Linked DNA regions of Mus musculus: region 1 is linked to region 2. Evidence: chromatin loops called from intact Hi-C (ENCODE). Cell type or tissue: heart. All regions are shown on one strand. Each heading gives the region's core, and the rest is flanking DNA. Links, peaks and the distances in the headings are about the cores only.

Region 1 (5,368 bases), core at 47-5,046, 180 kb after region 2:
ATGTGTGAGAATTGCATGAACTACGGGTAGACCAGAGAGGCAGGCACTGACACTTGCAGGCAGGCACACCAAGGAGGAACCTGAGGATCGGGATGATTGGAGTTCGTGTAAAAGGATGAGATAGGAACAACAGTAAGTTTCCATCAGTTGAGCTACAACTTTCCAGGGAATATTACCAAATCACACCCCTGTTATACCAGGAGGGTCATGTGAAGCTATGTAGGTATCCTACATATGAGCACCTAAGTGCTCACATAGCTGTAGCCTGGGTCAAGTCTCAAATGTTTAAATGAAGGAATGCTTTCTTTAACATTAGTCATTTGCAGCTAATTCGCAGAGTGACCAGAGATGCCTACTTCACACACAGTTCTATACCACCTTTGCCTCTTCCAACTGATGGTCCTTAAATATAGGTCTACAGTTTGTATATAGAAAAAGTTGCTAATTTAATGGCTCCAGGAAGTACAGAGAAAGTAACTCACAGGGTGTTTCATCCACTGTCTTTCACGAAGCCCTAGGGCTCTGGCCAGCCATAGCATGCCTACACCTCTAGCAAAATGAAGCAGAGCCACACTACTGAAATGACACTCAACATGGCTAAGGTATACCTCTGAAAGCCTTTGCCTTACCATAAATGTATTCACACATACTCTCTTCTACATACTTGCCAAGAAGAATCCAGAGAAATTCAAGGGTCTCTATTTCACAGCATTCTTCACACCCATGCTTGCAATGAAAAGCCCAGGACGTTGCACAGATGCCCTAGTCTCTGAGATCCAGCTTTCACATCATCCAAAGGCAAAAGTCCAGGTACCTCTTAAAGATACAAGTACATATGAGTATACAAGTGCCCACAGAGCCATTGCCAGGATCGAGTCTCAAGTATTTAAATGAAAGAATGCCTTACTTAGCATTTGTCATTTCCACCTCCCAATAAAGAGCAGGAGGCACCAAATCTCTAAGAAGTCAAGAAAAGTGTGTCAAATTGCACTGGGACTATTTATAGAGCTGGACTTCAAGCCCAAATCTGCTTGTATGCAAAGGTGCCACTACCTCATAGTGTCCTTGGCATGTCTGTAAACTAACAGACATGTTAGCAGGTTTGCACCCCTAGTGACAGGGGCAGAGATGAGCTCACTAAATTGCTGACACAGCTGCTTCAATCATTGCTTCCAGGACCACTTTTTATTTGGAGAAACTGAGGCTGAGAGGGGGCAAATCATTAAGGATGTTAAGGAAGAGGATTGGGTGAGGAGCAGAGCTAGGACCGCTCGTCAGCCTAGTTGATGTCTTAACACCATTACATCATCTCACAGCCTCCCAGCGTTCTCGCTTGGGCTGCCTCTTTGTTGGCTGTTGACCTCTGCAGAGTGTGACATGTGAAATTGGAAACTGAATCATCTATTTGGCGAGGGATCCTGATCAACACTAGGCTAATCTTAGATTCCCTTACCATTATTCCTCCTAATATAGAACTAATGTTGGCAGGTGTTTTGTTTTTGTTTGATTTGACCAGAAAAAGAAAAGGAGGATCACAAAGGAGATGAAGTCATGGGGACAGCACCGATCTGGCCTTCTGCTGCTTTGCACGGCCTCAGGAAGTTCTGATAGGGTCAACGCCAGGAATCGCTTTGGGTTTTTCCAGATAATTGTGAAAGGTTTTTCTCCTCAGTAGATGCAGCCCCAAGCTTCCTGGCTGGAGACTAATAGAAGCAATCTAACTTGGGCTTTCTGAATCTCAAAGGCATAATAAATACTGTTAGATGGCAGGCACTAGGGGGCCAGGAGAAGACAGAGTCCAAATGGGCACCAACATCCCAATGTACGTGAATATTTATGGATCTCCCCAATTCAGCTTCCAGGCATGATTGCAAATGAAATCAGGTTGTTTGTCTCTGCCTGCCCCTGAAGGACATTGTCCCCGGGAGCCACCAGCACAGAGATTGTGAATGAGTTCCTGTCTTAGTCTGGGTTTCTATTGCTGTGATGAACCACCAGGACCAAAAAGCAGCTTGGGGAGGACAGGGTTTGGCTTACACTTCAACTAATCACCACAGGGAGTCAGGAGTCAGGACAGGAACTCAAACAGAGCAGGAACCAGGAGGTAGGAGCTGCGGAAGAGGCCATGGAGGGGTGCTGTTTACTGGTTTGCTCAACCTGCTTTCTTATAGAACCCAGGACCACCTGCCCAAGGAGGGCCCTCCCTCATCAATCACTAGTTTAAAAAATACCCTACAGCTGGATCTTATGAGGCATTTTTCTCAATTGAGATTTCCTCCTTTGAGATAATTCTAGCTTGTGTCAAGATTAAATAAAACCAACCAGCGTAGAATCTGAGAGTGATAATGAATATCAGAGCTTATTTTGCTTTGCTTTTGGGATAGGGTTTCATGACACCATTTTATCAGAGAATGACACAGCACTTATGATCCTCCTGCCCCCATGTCCTGTGTGCACTACCATACCTGCTTTATGTAATACTGGGAATGAACCCAGGGCTTTGTACATGCTAGGTAAGTATTCTACCAACTGAGCCTGGATCGGTAAGTATTACAATTTTAGAGGCTGTTCATTCCCTTTAAGGAAATCATGGTGTATCTGCAAGCCAACAGCTCTAGCTTCTCCAATGTCTGGGGTAGGATATCAGCAGAGACAAACTCATAGCTGCATGGCAACAATCCCACTCATGCCTTGTGCTAACTGAGTGACTGCGAGTGAGTCTATTCTTCCGTGCCTCGGTTTATAGATCTGCAAATCAGGTTGAAGTGCCTGCTTCGGAGAACAGTCAGGAGGGTGCAGTGAGGACTGAGGCCACTATCTTGACTTGGATCTAGTTATCAGGGCCTCCGTGAGGGTAGAAGAGACCTCGGGGCTCTGATCGTTGTGTCCTCTTTGCCATGTGTGTTGAGATCAGAGGGCAGTGTTGGAGGGCAGTCCTCACATTGCACCTTGCTTGAAACAAGGTCTCACAAAGAGCTTTGCAGACTTGGGAACTGCCAGGGCTATGGCTCCCTTGTTGGAATCTTCCAGAGAGAGCTGTGAGGGCTGATAATGGAATAAAGCCTCAGTTGGAAGACAGTCAGACTTGGGAGCTCCTGCCAGAGAACCTTTTCTGATCTTATGCCAGGAGGGTCACTCTTATGACCCTGTTTGTAGTTAGGAAATCAGAGGCTCATAGAGGCCGAGCTACTTTTCACAAAGTCATGAAGCTGTCTGCTAGGAACCAACGTAAGCATGGCACTTGTCTGCTTGTCTAAGAGCTAGGGTTTTTGTGAGGTAAGACTTCGGACCCCCATCTTCAAGGTTTCTCATGGACCTCTTTGGACAGATTCCATACCACGACTCTTTCTTCAGTTCATACCTATTTGTTAGCCTCCTCCCCAGAACTGGTCACTGGAGCTCTTGGAAGTCCAAGACAAGTCCAAGACAGGTCTTTAAAAACCACTGGATCCAAAACTCTTGTTTCCACAGGCTGGGAAACAGGCCAAAGCAGAGAAATACCTGAGGGAGAGAATGCTGAACGAAAAATACAGGAGTAGGAACTGCGAACACCAGTCTTGGCTTTGCTTATAAATGATGCAGTCTAAGGTGTCTATAGCCACACAATAAAGGCAGGGGAGAGGAGACATCACACGCACCTTCACAGCTGAGGAGTGGCAGGTATGCCATTGCTTCACACTGTGAGTGTCATCAGCAATGCATGTGGGTGGGATGGGGGGGGGGAGCTCCAGCTCTCTGCTCTTCCTTACCACACCCCCAGCTTGTGCCCCACACTGAGACACAAAGCGGAGGTTGCTTGGGTTTTACCTCTTTTTCCCTTGCCTGGGAGCGATTAGAAGAGAGATAACATTCCGGTGAAGGGGGTAGGGGATGCAGATGGAGTCTCATCTAGTCCCAGCCTGCGGGGCTTCTCTCTCAGCTGTCTGTCCATCATAGGAAGGCCCTGGCCCCCAGCCCTAGGAATGTAAGGAATCCCCCTCCCAAACTCCACTGTGCTTCTCTCCCCAAAGCATCTCCTCCCTCCAAGGCATCCATCAGCTCAGGCCTTTCTGGAATGCTCTTGCTCCTGGCACCGCCAGCCTCCGGAAGAGTCTCATGCTAATCCCTCAGAGCATCCATCACTCCTCTCAGGCTCTGCCTCGACCTGCCAAGGCCCAAGGCCGGACAGATGGTTGAAAGGACAGACAGCCTAGAGGGGCAGGAAGGTGGCCAAGCAGGACACACGGAGGGTGGGGGTGGGGCAAAAGCAGGGGGTGGGGCAGAGGGCTATTACTGAGCTCTCTGCCAAGCTGTAGACTTTCTGGAAATCATAACCTTGCTAAAGGAGGTTTGTGGGATGATGAGAAGGGTGAAGACAGGCTAGCACTGAGTACAATGTGAGACTTGAGAGACTGACACAGCCCTCACTCTATAAGAGCGGGGCATCCCTGACACTCAGGAGGAGGAGGGTTGGAGGGACTCAAAATGCTAATTGCCCTGACTTGATCATCACACATTATATGTATGCACCTCGGATCTCATGAAACCACGCCCTGTAACTATAAGAAAATGCACATGTTAACTGAGAGGTAGAAAGTTAAAAAGAACACGATGGGCTGAGGAGATTGGCTCAGTCTGTAAGAACCCTACGGTTTGAGCATGGTTGGTGTGTCAGACTCCAGGCTGCCCTTGGCACCCCTCCCTTCTGCCTGTCAGGGTATTTAATCCCAATGATGTATCCTTGTCAGGATACCTGTGTCTTCCATACTCACAAAAGTTTAATTATGTAGGAAGGCACTGTCAAAGCTGACACTTCCTGGCTGCCTGGTCATTAGCCACTCTCTGACTCTCTCTGAGCCTCTGTTTCATACTTTGTGAAATAAAGAGCTCTCCAAGGCCAACTAGTGATAACCTAAAGGCCTGTTCTTCAGGGCCACCATTCAGAAAGTTTAGACATCATCAGAAACAACAGAGGCATAGCAAGCCCTAAAGCAATGTGCTTCAAAAGATATTCTTGTCTCAGTTTCTTTCCAGAAATTGGACTCTATAATTTTCTTATGTGCATGGATATCATAGATGCAGAACTGTAAGGAAAATATAGCTCTTACCCTTTGCTCTTTACATCTGTGCTGAAAATCATTCAGCAAACACTTATCGAGCACGTCCTGTGCGTTGGGCACTGAGGCAGGAATTAGGAGCAGAATGGAAAGCGAGATAGTCCCTTTTCTAGAAGAGAGATTCATGAGTAGACTGCTGGTGGGTAGTGTGACCAATGATATGGTAAGGGACAGCATTCAGCTGGAACTGATGCAAGAGGAAGCCGTGCAAGAAGGCTTCCTGGAAGAGGTGGCATCAGACTGAACCTTGTAGGATAAATGGGAGTGAGCCA
Region 2 (5,321 bases), core at 1-5,000:
ACATGCAGTCCTGAAGGATGACCGGATTAGGAGTGAGGCCACCCAGGCCCCCGAGACCGAACGCATCCTCCTCGGCCGGGTTGCCCCACAGGTCGGCCTCCGGCAGCAGCATCTCCGTAGCCCAATTCGAAGGCTCCGGGCTGTGCTCTGGGAAGGCGCGGCTGGGCGACAACGGGGGCGTGGGCAGCAGCTCAAACTTCTTCCAGATGTCCTCCCCCGGTGGGGTCGAGTCGGGACCGCCGAAGTAGAAGTCATCTTCGTCCGGGTAGAAGCAGGGCTGCAGTGAGTCAAACTCGAGGTCTGGGTTCTTGCAGATCATCCCCGGCATGGTGGACGCGGTGCAGCTGGGCATGGGTTCGCCTCTCTTTTAATATCTCCGCTCTTTTTAATATGGGGGAGTGCTTCCTTCCCGTGGAGAGCAGCAGAGTCGCGCCAACCTCCAACTCTACAACCAATAGGCAAACCAAGAGAGAATGAGCCAAAGGGGTGGGTTGGTGGGGACAGGCAGTGGGAGCCCCCAATCTCTTCTGCAAGCTCCCCACAGCTCTGGAAGGTGGGAGAAAGTTGAGCGTCTCCCCTACTCCCTCCTTTTGTGTACAAGCTGTCTAAGACTGGGAGTGGGAGGGGGCTTGCAGATGCAGGGGGTGGTGTGGCTCTCTGCAACTTTGGAAACTGCCGTTTCATTCACACAAGGCACTGCCTGGGGGAGGGGGGCTGTTCAAGCTGCAGATCTCAGCTCTTACTAGCGCGACTACCCCACTTGCACTAGTTGCTTAAAGGAAGTCCTTGCTCTCTAGCCCAGCTACCAGGCATGGGATTGAAGTACCTTTCATTCCCCTTTTGCAGAAATGCGATCACGGGAGCGCAAACGCTAACGGGGTTCAGGAAACTTTATTAATTATTAAGGGCCTTTCTCCAGTCAGACCAACAACAGGCAATTACATACAACCCTCTCCACCTAGACCTAGAGCCTCAATCTTGGCAGATACCCTTGGTACTCATCGCTGCCTATACCTATACCCTTTCCATTCCCCTTCCTTCAGAGACCTCAACCTCTTCAACAGGCGGGGGGAAAGGCTGAACCCCATCCCTAGGAATGGTGCAGGGTCGCCGGCGAGAATCGCGTCTCCTAAGCCGGAGCAGCCGTGACCTACATTATCACTCAGGCACCTAGCTTCGCCTAACCCCTTTTCCTTCTTTCCCCGCGGCACCTTTTGGAGAACCCCAGCTTGGGGTGGGGACGCACCGGTTCCCAGTCACCTCACACTCAGACAAATCTTGTGGAGCCGGGCGAATTTCTTTTCGCTAAAGCTATTTCTCTGCCTGGGCCAGGGCTGTAAAAGGGATTAGGGCGGGTCTCTTCCAGCCAGGGTGCCTTCGGGTGCTGAATAGGCTTTTCAGGAAAAAAAAAAAAACAAAAAACCCAGATGGTTTTGTTTCGGAAGCAGACGCGGTGTGTTGCCCCCTTACCCCCTCCCCCAGAAAAGCCCGGCATATTTGGGTGCAGGGTGCGGAGCCGCGTCCAGGGGCTTGCCTAGCCGCAGCGCTCCGCCGTTCCCCGGGCGCTCGAAGCTTCGCAAGTACCGCTTCTTACCTCCCGCAGACTGCCGGGGATCCGGAGGCGACTCGGGGCTGGGGTCTCCGGGTGGGCTGAGGGAGCGGCGGCGGGAGGGGGTTGTCCTCCGGCGGCTGCAGTGTGTGCGCGCTTACGCCTGGCTAGCGCTCGTTCGGCTCCAACCCAGTTCCCAGGAGCCCCCCGCATCCACCCAGCGCGTCCAGACAGATGACTGTCACTGGCTGCGCTTTGAAGCTCGGGGGATATTATTAACTGAAAAAATCTGACACACCCGGGGGGCGGGGAGAGAAGGGGGCTGTGGCGCAGACGAGGGGGAGGGAGAAAGGCAGAGGCAAGAGGCTTTTCCCCGCCCTCTTGATTTCCATAAAAATCAGGGGAGGCGCCAAAGCCTTTCGCGCCAAAAGCCATTTGCTTTTCTCTTTTTTTCCGACTCTCTCTCTCTCTCTCTCTCTCTCTCCCTTCCCTCCTCCCCTCTTCTCCTCTCCCCCTCCTCCCCTCCTCTCCTCTCCCCCTCCGTCCCTCCCTCTCTCCCCCTCCCCCCTCTCGTTTTTCAGACTGCAAGCAGCAAAGCTGGGAAACCCGAGGAGTGCTTCCCCCTCCCTTTTGGACCCCCTGGCTTGCACCCGCTGCACTCCGTGTTTTTTTTTTTTTAAAGGTCGCTGGGTGTGTTCTGGGAATGGGAAAAGAGGTTTCTAGCCCAGTCCCTGCGTGGACTGCGCGCGAGTGTATGTTTGTGTGAAAGATGAGCTCCAGGCTAAAGTGGAACAAGGCCTGGTCGAGGGGCTGTTCGTGTGTGATCTCGAAGGAAGGCGACACAGGAGTGCAAAATGGGAGGCCGAGGACGCGCCCACGTAGAAACAGACCGCAGGAGGTTTCTAGTTTCAAATTGAAAGGAAGGGGCGCCCCCCTTGTTTGAAAATAAATAAGTGCGGGCTACGAGGGTGGCGCCTTACCGCTTTCTTCGGCCGAAGGCGACACCTCGCGGAGACCAAGCAGAAAGCGGAGCCGCACCGCCCAGCCTCGGAGCCCGAGTGGGGCCACCCCCGCGAGACAATTAGCGAATCCTTGCTACCGCGGAAGGGATTGTGAAACGCGTGGAGGGACGTCCCCTGAAGTCGCGCCCACCGTTCCCAACAAAAGCCTTTCCGAAGCCAGGGTTGAATTACGGACCGCTGCTTTCCTTGCCCAAATCACTGACTGCTCTGTATACCTCGAGTTCCTACGGATGGTGACATCAAGGAAAGCCATCATTAATTTGGCCTCTTTGTGTCCCATTTGCCTCACTTACGAGCTGGCGTGAACAGAGAGAGCGCGACATCTTATTTAGACTAGAGCAGGGTGCGTGTATTCTTTCCTCACAGCCGTGGGCACATTTCCCTCCCTCCCCATCCCACAGCGTCTCACTTCTGTCTAGGCAAGCATGCTAAAAGGTTTGTTTCCTAAATGTGGGGCTAAAAATAAATGCTCTTGCCCCACAAAACTTTCCAGGAGTAACCTGGGTCCCTGGGTGAAGCCCTTTTTCAACACACATTCTCAGTAGGGTGGGATTTATCCTTAAACCCTTAAGCTTGTTTGTGGGGAAGCGTCTCCATTTCCCTCTAAATTGAAAATGACACCCCTCATTCACCTCCAGCGAGGAAGAAGAGAATGCCTAGAGAGTCAAGGTCAAAATGTGTATTAGCATGTGTGAAAGTCTTCCCATCTGTCCCCGAATGCCTACATAATTCTGGGGACTGCGGCAGGTTCTAGGAAGTAGCCGTGAATGAGGGTGAGCCACCCTTCCAAGGCCTTTCTTATTGGGCTCACATATGTAAAACCCATTACCTTTGCAAAAGCCTTTAACACCCTCATTTTCACACCCCTGGCCTCTTCCAAACCGAGACCTCCCGCTGAATTCTCCCTCAAGATGCTGGCTCTCTGAAAACTTTGCCTCAGATTGTAATTATACATACACAGCAGGGGCTGTATGGTAAGTGTTCCTGGATGCCGCTGGAGGTAGGCTCCATTGAAAGGAACCCTTTTAGACAGCCAGATCTGGCAGGTTAGTTTTGTTTATTAGTGGCACAGTGGGGGAGAGATAGGTGTGGCTCCCAGAACCTTTTCTTTTTGTTGTTGCTTTGGGGGGGGGGGGAGGAGAGGTGTTTCTGTTTGTTTTTTGAGCCGAGGTCTCATATAGTCCAAGATGACCTTGAACTCTATTTTTATTGAGGAGGATGACCTTGAATTGATCCTCTTGCCATTACCCAAACTCTGGGACTACAGGTCTGTGCCACCACATCTGGCTTCTAGAATCTTCCTCAGAACTTCAGCAGCGGACACGTAAAGGACACTTTGACCAGCCTACTAGAACTCCCTCAAGCAGCAGGGGACTGGGAAAGTCGGCTAAGATGGCCTGGTTAGTTATGGATAAAGTTCTCTCTCCACACCTGTGCTCTTCACTCTGCTAAAAGATAAGATGTTTCAGAAAAGAGGGGACAGAGAGAAGGTGACCTGGTTACTTGCTCTATATGCCTCTGAGCAAATCGTTTATCTTCCTTGGACCTTAATCTCTAATCTCCGGCTCTTAATGCAAACCAGCAATTACTGAAATTACCAGCAAGTCTGAATCTGAAGGTTAGCAGAATGATAAAAGTCAGAAAGTATTTATTGGTACCTTCATTGGCAGGTGGAAAGATAAAAGGCTGTGCATAGAGAAAAATTACCTAATGCCCATTCTTGGTGGATTTGCCCAGAAACCCAACTATTCTTCTTACAAATAAATGTTGACGCACTCACTTCACGATTCCAAGGGGCACACACACAAATGAAAGGAGTCTTTGGTGGTCTTCGAAACCAAGACTTTGTTCACATCTTAAGACCCAATGTGGACCAGGACAACAGCTTCATGGACCTCACCTACACTAGAAAAAATAGACACACACCCAACAGGAATGGCTCCTTTAAGAATTAAAGAGTGGATCTGGTTTATAAATAAAATGATGGGGGGATGTTGCATTACTCTTCCTTCTTTCCTTCCTTCCTTCTTTCCTTCCTTCCTCCCTCCCTCCCTCCCTCCCTCCCTCCCTCCCTCCCTCCCTCCCTTCCTTCCTTCCTTCCTTCCTTCCTTCCTTCCTTCCTTCCTTCCTTCCTTCCTTCCTTCCTTCCTATATTTCTTTCTTTACCAAATGAAATAAATAAAGACAGCTCACAGGTACACAAACCCAGGAGGATTTAATCCATCATGGTTAGTAGACCAACAACCTCATCCAGCTTTTGGGTTTCTTCTGGGACTATTTTACTGAGTCCAAATTTCTCCTGCCCAAATAAAGGCACAGTCCCTTGTGGTACTGTACTCCAGCTCTCGTGAGGCTGAGGCAGGGAGTCCGAAGTCATCCTGGACTATACCACAAGACCCAGGCCCAACAAAATAAAGGACTTGTAATTTTTGCTTAAAATAGTTGAAAAATCCCTGGGACCCAGTTGGTAAGCTAGCTCAGGTGGTAAGGACCCTTTCCTCTATGTCTAACTGCCTGAGGCCCCATGCACGTGGTGGAAGGGGAGAAAAGACTCCTGCAAGTTGTTTGCTGATCTCTGCATGCATTCTGAGGCAAACAGGTCAACACATATACATACTAAAAAAAAAAAAAATCCTGCAGATTAATTGACTTTATTTTTTTAAAAAGTCGGGGATAGGGGAGGACGATGAGGAAGTATTGTATGAAAGAAAAAAAGACAGAGGAGGAAGAGGAGAAAAGAAAACTTATAT

The links. A loop is a pair of places that touch in the nucleus more often than their neighbours do. Peaks named below come from ENCODE experiments on the same cell type or tissue, not always from the same donor. Only the 100,000 strongest peaks of a DNase experiment are listed, where the experiment ranks them.
Region 1: a loop joins it to region 2, with 4 times the contacts of the local background. A loop is called at or near these places in 4 of 42 quality-filtered maps.

What each region holds. Positions count from the first base shown.
Region 1 is chr12:13,116,760-13,122,127 of GRCm38, forward strand. No RefSeq gene overlaps it. Among named protein-coding and RNA genes, the nearest start is that of Gm35350, 16 kb to the left of the region's middle. In heart, for the core only: a CTCF peak has its summit at 2,024; a DNase peak (open chromatin) is centred at 1,452; H3K27ac peaks cover 2,486 bases.
Region 2 is chr12:12,940,042-12,945,362 of GRCm38, forward strand. Mycn (v-myc avian myelocytomatosis viral related oncogene, neuroblastoma derived) reads right to left here and starts at 1,795. Exons shown (of 3, transcript NM_008709.3): 1 at 1,595-1,795; 2 at 1-445. The coding sequence starts at 352. RefSeq lists an enhancer at 2,566-2,594. In heart, for the core only: a CTCF peak has its summit at 2,555; DNase peaks (open chromatin) are centred at 220, 430, 1,810 and 2,410; H3K4me3 peaks cover 3,284 bases; H3K27ac peaks cover 3,799 bases.